Linked DNA regions of Homo sapiens: regions 2 and 3 are each linked to region 1. The links are chromatin contacts, found by Hi-C in ENCODE. All regions are on one chromosome and are shown on one strand. The core of a region is the stretch at or near the end of the contact, and the rest is flanking DNA. Distances in the headings are between cores, read along the strand shown. Region 1 holds the start of CENPN (centromere protein N). Region 2 holds the start of GLG1 (golgi glycoprotein 1). Region 3 holds the start of FBXO31 (F-box protein 31).

Region 1 (5,042 bases), core at 1,714-4,213:
CATGGTGGAAACGAAAGTGAAAGGAACATAAGACCTCGTTCTTGGATGTTTCCAGTGAAATAGAGAGGGATAAATTCCATTCAAACTGTTATTATTTGAATAGAATAATATTTAATTCCAGTGCAGACCCCAAGCCAGGCTGCTCCTGGGAGCGACCCCAGGGACTGCCTGGGGAGGAAGGCTTAACTACTCTGACTTCCATCAGTTTGTCAGTCTCATCTTTACAATGGCATTTAAGAAAACATCAAAAAGGTAAACTTGTCACGATTCCACCACCTCCCTCCTCAATCCAGCCCCATCCACTGTGTATGCACACAATGATACCAAAACAGTCCACTGAAATTCCTTAAAATTTTCAGCTGTCAAATGTGTTTTGATAGCTAGCTAAGGGGCCCATAAGGGCAATTTTAACTTTTCCTGGGGAGTAAGCTGGGAGGGTAGAAGCGGTAGGGTACTCTTAGTGAAGATATAAAAATTATAGCTTTCTTTTACTCACTCCTTCAATCTTTGTCTACTGACTCTGAGGTACAATTTTCCTCAAGAGTAGTCTAAGACAGATTTCAACCACCAGGTGGCACAATTTTAGAAAATAAACCAAGAGCCAGCGCTGTATTAACTCTAGTATAAAGAAAACGGGTAAGCATTCTAATAACTCACTTCAGCAAATCTATAATCACAAGGAAGAACCCTGTATTTTAATGCCAGTTGGCTTTTCTTTAGAAAGATTTTCCTATTGTGCGGCTGCACAGGAAATTTACACTACAGTTGTAATTTCTAATGCTACTGCAAAATAAGCAAAAAACAAGGCCAGAAAAGTCTGTTGTGCAGAGTCTGAAGAAACTGTTCTCCAGAAAAAAAAACTGTAAACACTCCGCTTTCTAAAATATATCTTTTTAGGCTAGGCGCGGTGGCTCACGCCTGTAATCCCACCACTTCGGGAGGCCGAGGCAGGCAGATCACTTGAGGTCAGGACAAGCCTGGCCAACATGGTGAATCCCCGTCTCTACTAAAAATACAAAAATTAGCCAGGCGTGGCCTGTAACCCTAGCTACTCAGGAGGTTGAGGCACGAGAATCACTAGAACTCGGGAGGTGGAGGTTGCAGTGAGCCGAGATCGCGCCACTGCACTCCAGCCTGGGCGACAAAACAAGACGCCGTCTCAAAATAAAATTTAAATATATATATATATAAATAAATAACATAAAACATTTTTAAGGCCTACATTTCGGCCCTGGTATTAAAGAATTATTTTTCAACTTTTCAAGCTATGAGCCATACTGCAGCAGAGGTCGCAGACACGGTCGGGGACGGCCTCCCCTGCCCACTTCCACTTATCACAGGACCAGTTCTAAACCGATACCACTAAGAAAGCGACTGGCGCTGGCACTGTAGACCCCATGCCAGGCTGCTTCTGGGAGGGACCCGGGGGTGCTGCCTAGGGAGAAGGGCTTAACTACTCTGACTTCCACCGAAGAGTTTCTCAGAGAATGCGCCCTCGCAGCTTTCCCTGAATAAACATTACCAGGACTTACAAGGTGCCTAGCACTCTGCCAGAATCATGTGAATTTCAGAGGAAAATACTCGTTCACACATCTCAAGGAACGCACAGGCTCGTGAGGGAGCATTCTTGCCAATGCACATGGTAAATGCCCAATCGATGTTCGCGGAATGTCAGAAACTGACAACTAGTTCAGGCCTCAACGCAGTAGGAAAAGGATGAAAAAGAAACTCATTTTAAATCAACTAAACAAGTGCAAAAGCCATACATATAAAGGAGAGGAGATACGAATGGCATCACAACATAATTCCTTTGCCATCGAAAACTTCCATGCCTTTGAGGTTTTAAATGAAGACTTCCAAAACTGATTTACTTAAGACTCTACGTAAAACGCCTGATCTTTAAACGCAAGAAAAGCAAGATGAATGTATTACTTTCCTGGAAAAAAAAAGCATTAAAGGAGAAAAAAGAGTAAAGTGTACTGATGGGGCTCTTGGTGGGTTCTCACATCACAGGGCACTGCAGCTGAGACTTGCTTGAACGGCCCCCGTTTTCTACCCGCAAATTCTCAATTGCTAGATAAACAACAATAACAACACTTTATTGGGCGCTCATCGTGTCAAACCCTGTGTTGAGGGCTCCATTCCTCAAGGTCCATTTTACCGGCGAGGAAGCCCCGGCTCCGGGAGGGGAGGAGCGCGCCCAAGGTCACCAGCCAGTTGAGTGAGTGGCGGGCGGATCCCAACCCCGAGCGACGCCCACGGCCTGTCTCGGCCACCAGCGTGTTCCAGCGAGCGCCCAGCCACCTCGCTCGCAGCCTCCCCAGCGCAGCAGCCCGGCTGTGGGCCTGCGGCAGCCGGGTCTTCCTGGTCCCCACCTCCTGGGGCCGACGGGCGGCAGGAAGGGGCTCGGCGGGACGCGCCATCAGGGACCTGAGGAGGAACAACGGAACGCGTTCGGAACGGCCTGGACTCCCGAGACTCACCCGACTCGTGGCCACACCGGGAGAACTGAAGCGGCAGTAGCCGGCGGAGACGCCCGACCCGAAGGCCGGCTGCTAGGGAGCAGACAGCTGAACCGCTTGCCAGACGCCGAAACCCAGTGACGCCCTCCACCGCTCCACCGTGCTCCCGGCTCCTCGCCCCCGCCGCCCGCGGGCCCCAAGGCGCATGCGCCGCCTGTCCTGGAGGGGCCCATTTCCGTCCGTCGTGGGGGGAGGCACAGTGAGTCCACTGGGGCACGGCAGCGTCTAAGCCACAAGCCGAGCACATAAGCCAGGTCCTAACGGAGCCTATGTGTAAGTCCACTACTGGTGCAAGGTTGCACACTTCTAAGAAGAGCGGCGTGGGGGGCTCGGCGACCTTCGCTTCAGTCGCTCCCCCGTGCAGTCCCCTGTGCCCAAGACACAGCCTGATGCTTGTGCTCCGGTGGGCGGAGCTTGGAGGCGGCGGGAACTGCAATTGGTGGCTTTGAAGGCGCGGCGAGCGGGAACAGCTCTTGAGGAGTGAGACTGCAGGAGATGTGGGCCGGTAAGAGAGCCCCGGGCGGCACTGGATCGGGCCCCGGAGGGTGTGGGGCCTTGAGGAAGCCAGATCCCAGGCCTCGGGGGTGGCTTTTTCGCAATTGTCGCACGTTGTGAGGCGCAGGATTGGCGCTGGGTCTCGGGCTCGGGGCGAGGAACTACGGTTCGGGCCGAGGTGAGGGGGCGGTGGCGCTGTGCCGGCTGTGACGTCACCTCGCCCGCGGTGGGGCGGGTGGAGCCTTTCGTAGGCTCGCGACTGCGTCAGGGGAGGGCCGTGTGGTCATGTGACCAGGGGCTCCGCTCTACGATCCTGGGGTTGCTTCCTTTCCCAGAGTTGGGGTTTTGCTTTTCTGTCACCTCGGCTTCCGTCGTTTTTTGTCCCTGTACCCTCTTGCGTTGCTCCTCGCATTGCCTGTTGGAGCGCAGCAGAGGTGTGTGGCTACGGGAACGTTACTTAAAATGGATCTTTTTGATCATGCGTTCCACAGATCTTGAGCATCTACTGTATGTCAGACACTAAAACGCTAGGAAGTATAAAGAAAGTTTTAAAATGGGGCCAGGCGCGGTAGTTTACGCCTGTAATCCCAACACTTTGGGAGACCGACGTGGGCGGATCACCTTAGGTCAGGAGTTCGAGACCAGCCTGGCCAACATGGTGAAACCCCGTCTCTACTAAAAATACAAAAATTAACCGGACGTGGTATCGGGTGCCTGTAATCCCAGCTATTTGGGAGGCTGAGGCAGGAGAAGCGCATGAACCCGGGAGGCGGAGGTTGCAGTGACCCGAGATCGCGCCACTGCACTGCACCCTGGGCGACAAAGCGAGACTGTGTCTCCGAAACAACAAAAAAAGGAAAGTTTAAAAATGGTCACGGGGTAAACGTTTACTAAAGGGATTTCCGTCTTAATTGGTGAGACTGAGGGCGCTCTACCAAATTTCTTTAGACTGGCGTTCTGCAAACTTTACCCGGAATAAATCATCTGACGTACTTTTTAAAAGATGCTAAATCTCAAGCCCTCCGTGCGCCCTCCTCACAGTTTAATTTGATAGGGCCCAGGAATCTTCATTTTAACGGGTAGCCTCGTCTGTGGGTTTTTTTGTTTGTTTTTTGTTTTTTTGAGACGGAGTCTTGCTTTGTCGCCCATGTTGGAGGGCAGTGGCACGTTCTCGGCTCACTGCAACCTCCTCCTCCCGGATTCAGGCTGTTCTCTTGCCTCAGCCTCCCGAGTAGCTGGGACTAGAGGTGTGCGTCACGACACCCGGCTAATTTTTGTATTTCTAGTAGAGACGGAGTTTCACCATGTTGGCCTGGGTGGTCTTGAACGACTGACCTCAAGTGATACACCACGCCCGGCGCGCTCCCGGCCCCTCGCCCGTGTTCTTAATGGGAGAGGTGTTGATTTGATGTTTCACTGACTGTTGAACCCCAAACCACCCAGGTTGTCTCCTCAGGCATTCATTCCACAAGTATTTATCAAAGACACATTAGACTGTTCTTGGCCTGATTAGACTTACTGACTATAGTGAGGCAGTTCTGGTCTAGGAGTATAGCTGTGAATAAAAACATCGTCCTGCCCTGGAGCTCAATTTTAGAAACAAGAAAAGTTAAAAAGATAATTTCAGATAGTTCTGTAAAGACAATTAGCAGTGGATGGCCTGGTGCAGAGGCTCACGCCTGTAATCCCAGTACTTTGGGAGGCCGAGGCGGGAGGATCACTTGAGCTTGGGAGTTCAAGACCAGCCTGACCAACATGGTGAAACCCCATCTTTACTAAAAGTAGAAAAATTAGTTGGGTGTCATGGTGCACACCTGTAATCCCAGATACTCGGGAGGCTGAGGCAGGAGAATCATTTGAATCTGGGAGGCAGAGGCTGCAGGAGGCTGCAGTGAGCAGAAATCCCACTACTACACTCTAATGTGGGTGACCCAGCAAGATTCCGTCTAAAAAAAAGGAAAAAAACAATTAGCAGTGGAGAGTGGGGAAGTAACTTTTGGTTGGGTGGTCAGGATAAGTCTGAGG
Region 2 (5,042 bases), core at 1,691-4,190, 6.4 Mb before region 1:
GCGAGACCCTGTCTCCATAATAAAAAATTTTTTTTCAGAAAGAAAAGTTCCATAAGGTTCCAAAAAGCAAAAGTTAAGTTTGACATATGCCAAGTACTACAGTGAATCCACATGAATGAACTGATATGTAGGCACTGTACTAGGTATCACAAGTATTTTAGAGAAGACAAGAATTCGGAAGGGTGTGCACAGATGATATGGAAATACGACACCATTTTATACGGTATAAGGTACTTGAGCGTCCTTGGATTTCAATATCTGCAGGAGGCCTGGAACCATCCTCCAGTGATACCAAGGAACAACTGTACTCATATGCTCTGCCTTTTCATAATTCCAATAATGGGTACGGATAGGAAAATGTTCCCTGCATTTGCATGCAAAGGGACAGAAAAGTACATATATCTATTTCACTATCAAATAGTTCTACTTACTGAACAGCAAATACAAAACATATTCTATACATGTTTCTTCAAATGTGCCTAACTAGTTTACTTCTTTAAGTTATGCTCTTTCAAACACATAGATCAGATTTAATTAACTCCCAGACTAAGCAGAATGAAATTTCCTTTCGCTGTCTTTAAAGAAAAAGAAAATAGGGTGGGGGTGGTGGCTCACACCACTAATCTCAGCACTTTGGGAGCCCGAGGCTGGCAGATCACAAGGTCAGGAGATCGAGACCATCCTGGCCAACATGGTGAAACCCTGTCTCTACTAAAAATACAAAAATTAGCTGGGCGTGGTGGCGCTCGCCTGTAGTCCCAGGTACTCAGGTGGCTGAGGCAGAATTGCTTAAAGCCGGGAGGTGGAGGTTGCAGTGAGCCAAGTTCAAGCCACTGCACTCCAGCCTGGCGACAGAGTGAGACTCCATCTCAAAAAAAAGAAAAGAAGTTTAAAAATAACTCCACCTCCTGAAGAATACACATAGGTGTTCACAGTACTCTTCCTTCATTATTTCTGTATGTAAAAACTGGAGGAAAAAACATTAAATTGGAAATTTGGTCCCTCCACCTCCCCCCAACCCCCCAAAACCCCCATTTCCAATTTATATGACGCCTTTCCTCCTCTGGAGCATAAAACTGCCTCCTTTAAGTGGAGGTTTCCAAATGTCCGGAATACACATGAAGGATATATACACTCCTTGAATAGGCCACTTTTTGCCACTTTCCCTAATAATGTGCTGTTTCTACCACAAACTACTACTAATTGTTTGGTCACCAGTATTAGGATCCTAGTTTGATGAAACGACATCTATTATGTGTCCTCAAAGAGCGAAAAGAAAATTCCAAAAAGTTCGACAGAGTTAGGAATATTAGCTGTATCTACCAGAGGACTATCCCTCTAGTCGTTAAGCTGAAGATGAGAAGTCAGGTAAGGCCTCACATTTCTAGGGGCTCTGGAAACTTCCTTTCTTTCTGTCTCCTGCTTATGTATGTCTTTTCCTCTATCTGAATTGCTTTTGTATAGAATACTAGAACACGAGATGAAGGGGGGAAATGCCAAGAGAAGCAAATTTCTACAAGCAAGTGGTCTTGCTATAGCTTGAACGCCTTAAACAAATCTGATATTTAAAAAAAAAACCAAAAACAGTATCAAGTGGTAGCTTCATTCTATTTGTCCACCTTTAGGGCTAATTTTATATACCTACACCTCTGGAAAAAGTTACTACTGTCAGATTTGCTCCCAAACTTTGAGAATTGTCATTATGGTCTGCAGCATTAAACCTAGATTATAAATTATCAATGTCACTTGATTATAAATTATCAATGTCACTCAACTGAATCACACCAAGCAACGACAAATGTAGATTTCATTAAGAGATACTGTTAAAATCACATTCAGACCTCAGAAAGGCAAGATCCCATAACCCAGTCACAAACACAGCTTCAAACGCTTCCCCAACTTTTCAAGCTTTGGGGCGCCAAGTCACTGGGAGTTAACAGCTTAAACATGGGGTTCAATACAACTGACCAAAGGAAGTGAAGAAAACAAAGCATACATTAATTTCAGCACCAAAAATATGGATTTGCGAATTACATCTACTGCTAATAAACAGATCATTCTTTACAGCCTAAGTACGCCAGGCATTTTTTTATGTTTAAATGGCTTGCCACAAATTGTCCTAGTCGAAACTGATGGCAAAATCCTAAACTGATCTTCGGCGAGGAGACACTCTGCATAGAGCATCACACAAAAGACAGGAGCGAACAGACACGCTCTGGGCCTCGGCGGATTGCGGCCAGGAGCCCAGGTTTTCGTCCCAGACCCCGGCAACAGGGAGGGAAATAAGGGCGGGGGAAAGAAGGAGTGGGAGTGGTATCCTTTTCCCTGAAAGCGCCTGGGAGTGAGGAGCAAAGAGGGAAGGAGCGAGTGCAGCACAGAGGAAGCAAGGAAAGCAGCCGACCGGCGTCAGCGGCTTCCAAGGCCGGCAACACCCTCGGGCCCGCACCAGGCCTGGCCCTCCCGGCTTCGTCCCACCTCCTCACCTCCCTCACATCCTGCAGGCACTCGAGCACCGCCAGGTTGTTGCTCCAGGTGTGCTTAGGGCACACGCGGGTCACGTCCTCCCTGCAGGACTCTTCCTCCGCCAGCTTCCAGCCCCCACCAGCCCCCGCTCCTCCCCGCCGGGCCGGAGGCCCACCCGCCGGGAAAGGCGGCTGCGGCGGCTGAGGCTGCTGTTGCTGTTGCTGCTGCTGCTGTTGCTGCTGAAGCTGCGATGACTGAGGCAGCTGGGGCAGCTGCTGACCCGCCGGGCCGCCGCCTCCGGCCTGCCCTACGAAGGACACAAAGTTGGCCCCGGGACCCTGGCCCTGGCTGTGGACGCCCTGGCCGGGGAGTTTCTCGGCCCCGGCCGCGAATAGCAGCAGCAGATGCAGCGCCGCCGACAAGCGGAACATCCTCCGTACACGTCCACACGCCGCCATCTTGAGTCCGCGGCGAGCTCGACGCACTCGCCGGCGCCGCGTATTTAAATGAGGGGGTGGAGACGCTGGGCGTGGCAGCGTGGCCCTGCCGAGCCCCGCCCCGCCGGCGCCGACCCGCGAACCCAGAGTGGGGCGAAGGAGGAGGCCGTGCTGGAAACCGCACACACCCTGGACCGGCGGGCGGGAGAGCGGCGCTCCTTACCCGGGGGGGTTGCTGGGGTTTCTTAAAAAGCCCGGGCAGGGCGGCCTACTCTAATTCCATTTGCTGTCACAAAAAAAAAAATCAAGGGAATTGGGGTTGCCACAACCAAAATGGCCGGTAGAATATGTCGCCGGTTCAATGACTTGGAAAACAAAAACTTTATATGTAGAGGTGAACTTTGCACAACCAGGTGTATTACGGAATCGGAAAGCCTCTCCTTGTATCGCTCCCTCCTTCCTTCCTTCCTTCCATCTGCCTCAGAAGTCTTTCTTAGCCAAAGAGAGAGACAGCATTGAATAGGGTTAAGAGCATAAGTTCTGGGGTAAGAAAAAAAATTAAGGTTATAATCCTTGCTCTGGCAGGGTACGCAAGAGCTCAAATGTAAAGTACCATTGGCAAGATTCGAAATAATAATTTAAGTGCCTGGCCCACAACACTGAACTCAAAAAGTCACAGCCAGTATTGTTAATAAACTGGGAAGCCGTTTATGCATGAATCCTGATTTTAAGCCAGCATTTAGATTCATGTTTAAAGGATGAAAAAATAATAATAAAACACATCTTTGAGGACTCGGGTTAAGTCTGTGTGTCGGTAACTGTTCTCATTGACCTGCATGCAACACCGCAGGCACCCCACACTAGCATCCCCTCCCTGTCCTTAGGAGAGAGGATATGTTCCCAAAGCCTCTTCACATCCGCTGTGTAATCTGAGCCATGCATCAGGCCTGCGTTAGGTTCTCATTTAACTGAAGAATGGCACAGAGATGTTAACAGTTCTGCGTGGAGGGATTAAATGAGCTGCCCAAGAGGAACTCTGCCATCCTGTAGACAGCTAGGCTAGCCACCAGAATCCCTGGGGCTTCCCACCACCCTGGCGCACTTTCATCCCACTCTGTCCATGCACATGTTGGGGAATGAGGGCAGTTTGGGTTGTGTAATCTCCACTGGTCATTGTGTCCAAAAATGCGAATTACATCTACTGTAGTAAACAGACAGCTTCTGCTGTCCTGACCCGCAAATGAGCAGTCAAGACCAAGTTAGACATAACTAGAACCTGAAAAGTCAGGAGCTCAGGGAACCCAAAAGGAGCTCCTGAGACTGAAGATATTCTGTGAGTACAAATTACCCACTGTGGCTGACCCCAGGCCTCTATCATGGGGAATGAGAGCTTGTTGGCATCTCCACCAACGGTCACCTTTGCTACTGTCATAAAATGATCATGAGGCTGCTGCTAACCTTGAGCACTGACTAAGGCAGCCCCATGTTTATTAGCAAACACATGGCATAGGTAAGTTTCAGTCAGGCAGGCTGGACACATCACCAGAAGTCCTTGAGATGTCACTAGCGTATGTTAATTTTTTTTTTTTTTTTTTGAGACGGAATCTCACTCTGTTGCCCAGGCTGGAGTGCAGTGGCGTGATCTCTGCTCGGAGCTGCCACCTCCACCTCCTGGGTTCAAGCAGTTCTCCTGCCTCAGCCTCCGAGTGGCTGGGATTACAGGCATGTGCCACCACACCCAGCTAATTTTTGTATTTTTAGTAGCGACGGGGTTTTGCCATGTTGGCCAGGCTGGTCTCGAACCCCAAACCTCAGGCGATCTGCCCACCTCAGCCTCCCAAAGTGCTAGGATTACAGGCGTGAGGTACTGCGCCTGGCCTCCATTAATTTTCAATGCTGAGTCTGCATGTGTTCAGACAAGTGGGAGATTATTTTAAGCCAGTTTAACTAGAAATTGACAATCCTAGATAAGCCATCAGTTACTTATCTTTCAGCCTGAACTGAGGAAACCACAGCCACAGATTGCCTCCAGAGATAGGGAGGAGTACACATGGCTATCTTGAAATCTCAGTCACCAAGAAGCAAGAAACAGATAAATCTGGGAACCTGGCCAGCTCAGGCTGTCAGGCAAGCGTAGACCTT
Region 3 (5,042 bases), core at 729-3,228, 6.4 Mb after region 1:
GTGAATCACAAGGTCAGGAGTTCCAGAGCATCCTGGCCAACATAGTGAAACCCCCGTCTCTACTAAAAATACAAAAATTAGCCGGGCACGGTGGCACGCATCTGTAGTCCCAGCTACTTGGAGGCTGATGCGGGAGAATCACTTGAACCTGGGAGACGGAGGTTGCAGTGAGCCAAGACCGCGCCACTGCACTCCACAGCCTGGGTGACAGAGTGAGACTCCGTCTCAAAAAAAAAAAAGAAGGAAGTGCATCCCACCGAGACAATCTCAGAAGTTCCCAAGGATACATGTCAATCTCCTAAATTTCTATAAAATGCACAAAGCAGTCTTCAAAGCACTGTTTATGCATGGAAAAAATGCAGACTTCAAAGCTTATCAGTGAGGGACGAGTCTGTGCTACATGCAGGGAGTGAAATACTATGTAGCATTGTTTACACTACACTGTCTCTAAGAGAATATATATTGCATTATATCCTTTAGGGAAGAAGGTACACACGACTCAGAGGTTTTTTAAAATGTTAAGAGTGGTTTATTTTTGACTGCTGGGGTCTCTGATGGTATTTACTTTGTTCCTTTTGCTGTTCTGCATCGCTTGGATGTTTTCTAACCTGTCCTTTTTACCTAAATATGAGCTGCTTGAACATCAAAGAGCTGTCAACCTTTAAACAGAGAGAGCCTTGAACTCCAGATTAAATAAACATCTCCTCCTGTGATCTGTTACATCCAATATTGCTGAAGGCAAAAGTCCAGCCCGCACCGCTGTGATCCATCCGTCTCTCTACGCCCCCACCATCAGGAGCCCCCGACACTGGGCTTCCCCTACTCCCGTAATTTTTTTTGTTGCTGTTGTTTGAGACCAAGTCGCACTCTGTCGCCTAGGGTGGAGTGCAATGGCCCAGATGTTGGCTCAGTGCAACCTCCGCCTCCCGGGTTCAAGCCATTCTTCTGCCTCACCCTCCCGAGTAGCTGGGATTACAGGCGCCCGCTACCACGCCCGGCTAATTTTTGTATTTTTGTAAGTAGAGACGGGGTTTTACCATCTTCACCAGGCTGGTCTCGAACTCCTGACCTCAGGTGACCCGCCCGCCTCGGCCTCCCTAAGTGCTGAGATTACAGGCGTGAAACCGCGCCCGGCCTGCTCCCATTTCTTCAAGTTCACCTCGTCTCTGGTCAGGGCCAGCGGGGCACCCTCGGCTCGCCTTCAAGACAGGGGCAGAGGAGGCGGCCCCCAGGCGTCAGCTTAGGCCCCGCGCAGACCTCGAGGGATCCCAGCCCCAGCTCCCGGCACGGCCTCGGCCCCGTGGTGTCCCGTGCCCCGCGTCAGGGCCTCTTCGATGCCTCCCTGACGCCCTCAACCCCTCCCTACCCCGTCTGCCTCTCTTGGACCCCTCGGACCCTCCCTAACCGCCTCAAATACCTCCCTGGCCCCCTCAACGTGGTGTCACCGCGGCCGCTCCCCACCCACACCCAAAACACCACATCGCCGGGCCCCGCGCCCAACTGGTGGCCCCCGGCCGGGGCCACCGCCCCCGCCACTCCCAGCTCCGAGGCCTCCACCTGGCAGGGACCCCCCGCCCCTCCCGGCCCCGCCACCCCCGCGCGCTCACCCTCACGGCAACGCCTCCTCCAGATGGTGTCGGTGTGGAGGATGCGCCGGAACTTCGTGCAGACCTGGGCCAAGCTGGGTAGGTCCGTGCCCGGCAGCGACGCGAAGATCTCCACCAGCAGCTCGGGCGGCAGCTCCAGCAGCGAGCAGCGCGGGGGCGGCGGCGAGGGGCCCGCGCACAAGCCGCCCCCGACCCCGGCGCTAGCCTCGATGCGCTCCTCCTCGGGGTCTGTGTCCGGCTCGCTGTCGGCCGCCGCCGTCTCGGCCGGGCCCCGGCGCTGCTGGCGGCGCCGACATCCGCGCGACGGGCCCACGCCGCAAAGGCGAGCACACACCGCCATGCCGCCCAGTGACGGCCACTGCTGCCGCCTGTGCGCACGCTCCAGCGCGGCCCCGCCCCGCCAGCGCCGAGCCACGCCCCCGCCGCAGAGCTCGCCACGCCCCCTGGAGAGCCTAGCCCCGCCCCTACGTAGAGCTCCGCCCCGGCCGCGCCACCCCCTCCCCGCGGGGCGGCGACCTCAGAGACCCCGCACTGCTGCCCTCCCCTCCAGCGTGAGGGCGCCGCCCGTGACGGGCATGAGAAAAGAAAGTGGTGATGCCGAGTGCAAAACGTTAGACTGCCCCGTGTGAGGCTCGAACTCACGACCTTCAGATTATGAGACTGACGCGCTGCCTACTGCGCTAACGAGGCTGCTCGGCGACCACTTCGCGCCGCGGCTTTTGTGGAGATAGGGGTCGCCCCTCGCGCCCGTGCGTCCCGCTTCCGGCGCCCGAAACTGTGCCGCGCCGGCCGGTGAGTAGAAAGATGCGCCTTACAGCCTCCAAATACAGAGGCAGCAGCCAGAACCCCAAAGGGCGCCTAGAAGCCCTTTTGTCCATTGAAACAACGCGCGTTCCATCGTCTCCGCCTTATGGTAACCAAAAGGCCCGAGCTGCGGAGCTCTGCAGGGACCTTCGGGGATCCCGAGCTCCCTGCGGAAGCCCCGGGGAGGGCTTGGAGGGGCGGCGGCCGGCGCGGCCCAAGAGATCCGGGGATGCGCGCCCGGTCTGGAAAGGGAGGCCCTGCCATGCGGCGCCGCCCAAAGGGCGCCTGTTCCTGCAGCTGCTGGGAGCCGCGCACGCCTGCTCCAGCTGGGCTCCGCCGAGGCCGCTGAGCGGGGTCGTCTCCCAGGTCCGCGGGTGGTGACCGCGAAGGCGTCCTCTCACCTGAGCAGCCGCGCACGTCGCCGTGGGCTCGCCTCGGACCCCATCTCTTGGAGGCCCAGGCGGGAGTATCAATCGAGGCCAGGAGCTCGAGACCGGCCTGGGCAATACAGCGAGACCCTGTCTACAAAACAAAATTTTAGAAAGAGAAGCTGAGACGGGAGGATCGCTTGATCCCAGGAGGCCGAGGCTGTAGTGACCCGTGATGGTGCCACTGCACTTCAGCCTGGGCAACACAGCGTGACCCTGTCTCCAAAACAAACAAAAAACAAAAATAGCCACAAATGGCTGGGCGCGGTGGCTCACGTCTGTAATCCCAGCACTTTGGGAGGCGGAGAAGGGTGCATCACCTGAGGTCAGGAGTTTGAGACCCGCCTGACCAACATGGTGAAACCCTGTCTCTTCAAACAAACAAACAAACAAACCACACAGGCCAGGCGCAGTGGCTCACGCCTGTAATTCTAGCACTTTGGGAGGCCGAGGCGGGTAGATCGGTTAAGCCCAGGAGTCGGAGACCAGCCTACCCACATAGTGAGACGCCCCCATCTCTACAAATAATTTAAAAAATTAGGCCGGGCGCGGTGGCTCACGCCTGTAATCCCAGCACTTTGGGAGGCCGAGGCGGGCAGATCATGAGGTCAGGAGATTGAGACCATCCTGGCTAACACGGTGAAACCCCGTCTCTACTAAAAATACAAAAAATTAGCCAGGTGTGGTGGCAGGTGCCTGTAGTCCCAGCTACTCGGGAGGCTGAGGCAGGAGAATGGTGTGAACCCGGGAGGCAGAGCTTGCAGTGAGCCAAGATCGTGCCACTGCACTCCAGCCTGGGCGACAGAGCAAGACTCTGTCTCAAAAAAAAAAAAAAATGGTTTCAACTAATAACATCCTGCTATCTACCAGGGAGATCAGCCATTAAACAAGTAACCACATAGATAAATACATAAATTATAAATTGTAATGCTCTAACAATAAGTAAAACTAACAAGATCTTATAGCAGAGACCAGACTTTGGATGATCAAAGGTTCTTTGAGGAAATGACATTTATAAATCAAAGGAAAATTTGGAGTTAGCCAGGAGGAGAACACTTGATGGGAGAATGTTCTAGAAAAAAAGGATAGCGGCCAGGCCTGGTGGCTCACACCTGTAATCCCAGAACTTTGGGAGGCCAAGGCGGGCAGATCACCTGAGGTTGGGAGTTCAAGATCAGCCTGGCCAACATGGTGAAACCTTGTCTCTACTGAAAAAATGCAAAAATTAGCCGGGCATGGTGGCGGGCACCTGTAATCCCAGCTACTCAGGAGGCTGAGGCAGAAGAATTACTTGAACCCGGGAGGTGGAGGTTGCAGTGAGCCGAGATTGAGCCACTGCACTCCAGCCTAGGCGACAGAGCAAGACTCTTTCTCAAAAAAAAAAAAGAAAAGAATAAAAGGACAGCTGGTTGTCCCTGGCTCATGTAGTAGGCGAGGCCAGGAAGGGAGTTTTCAAGGCAATGGCACAGACGATGGTGAGAAGGAGCATCACTTGCCGGAGATCAGGGACCTCAGGAGGCCTGAGGGAAACAGGAGGCTGGTTCAGTCCAGGGTGTGGTCTGAGCAGAAGCTGAAAATATAGGATGGAAATGAAAAATGACAAGAAAAAGAGATAAAATATAGGTTGGAGTTAGAATGTGAACTCGTGGAAGACAGATGAAGCCCTCGCAAATTCGGGAATGACACAGTGATGAAAGTGGTGTTTTGGGAAGCCAACTCAGGCTTCAGTGAGCAGCGTGGTATGCAGATGAATTGTATGCAGGACGATTTTATGTGGTACAGAAACATTTTATATTTATGTATTTATTTATTTAGAGACGGAGTCTCACTCTGTCACCCAGGCTGGAGTGCAGTGGCACAATCTCAGCTCACTGCAGCCCCCGCCTCCCGGGTTCAAGCTATTGTCCTGCCTCAGCCTCCCCGAGTAGCTGGGATTACAGGCGAGTGCCACCACACTTGGCTAATTTTTGTATTTTTAATAGAGATGGGTTTTTGCCATGTTGGCCAGGCTGGTCTTGAATTCCTGACCAGAGGCGATCCACCCACCTCGGCATCCCAAAGTGCTAGGATTACAGGCACGAGCCACTGCACCCGGCCTTTATTCTGGTTTAGTATTTGAGACATGTAACTAGTACATCAGACTTATGATTGCAGGGTCATTACTGCAATGGCAAATCTATTTTAATATACCTTAAATAAAAAA

What was found. A loop is a pair of places that touch in the nucleus more often than their neighbours do. Pooled maps may share reads with other maps.
Region 2: a loop to region 1 is called in a map of CD4-positive, alpha-beta memory T cell, with 17 times the contacts of the local background. The contact joins the promoter of GLG1 here to the promoter of CENPN in region 1. A Hi-C loop is called at or near these places in 2 of 168 maps with a recorded cell type or tissue (CD4-positive, alpha-beta memory T cell and naive thymus-derived CD4-positive, alpha-beta T cell) and 11 of 50 pooled maps.
Region 3: a map of GM12878 shows a loop between it and region 1 (11-fold over the local background). The contact joins the promoter of FBXO31 here to the promoter of CENPN in region 1. A Hi-C loop is called at or near these places in 2 of 168 maps with a recorded cell type or tissue (GM12878 and naive thymus-derived CD4-positive, alpha-beta T cell), 1 of 37 single-sample maps with no recorded cell type and 15 of 50 pooled maps.

The regions. Positions count from the first base shown.
Region 1 is chr16:81,004,251-81,009,292 of GRCh38, forward strand. It overlaps CENPN (centromere protein N), which reads left to right and starts at 2,964. Exons shown (of 11, transcript NM_001100624.3): 1 at 2,964-3,027. It overlaps CMC2 (C-X9-C motif containing 2), which reads right to left and starts at 2,635. Exons shown (of 4, transcript NM_020188.5): 1 at 2,484-2,635. RefSeq lists enhancers at 1-49, 2,913-3,022, 3,333-3,472 and a silencer at 2,373-2,742.
Region 2 is chr16:74,604,174-74,609,215 of GRCh38, forward strand. GLG1 (golgi glycoprotein 1) reads right to left here and starts at 2,941. Exons shown (of 26, transcript NM_001145667.2): 1 at 2,484-2,941. The coding sequence starts at 2,921. RefSeq lists silencers at 2,512-2,691, 2,922-3,111.
Region 3 is chr16:87,381,798-87,386,839 of GRCh38, forward strand. FBXO31 (F-box protein 31) reads right to left here and starts at 1,979. Exons shown (of 9, transcript NM_024735.5): 1 at 1,608-1,979. The coding sequence starts at 1,947. TRM-CAT6-1 (tRNA-Met (anticodon CAT) 6-1) reads right to left here and starts at 2,297; the gene lies at 2,225-2,297. It overlaps LOC124903747 (a long non-coding RNA gene), which reads left to right and starts at 2,136. Exons shown (of 2, transcript XR_007065168.1): 1 at 2,136-2,399. RefSeq lists silencers at 1,335-1,574, 1,715-2,374 and enhancers at 1,782-2,435, 2,436-3,087.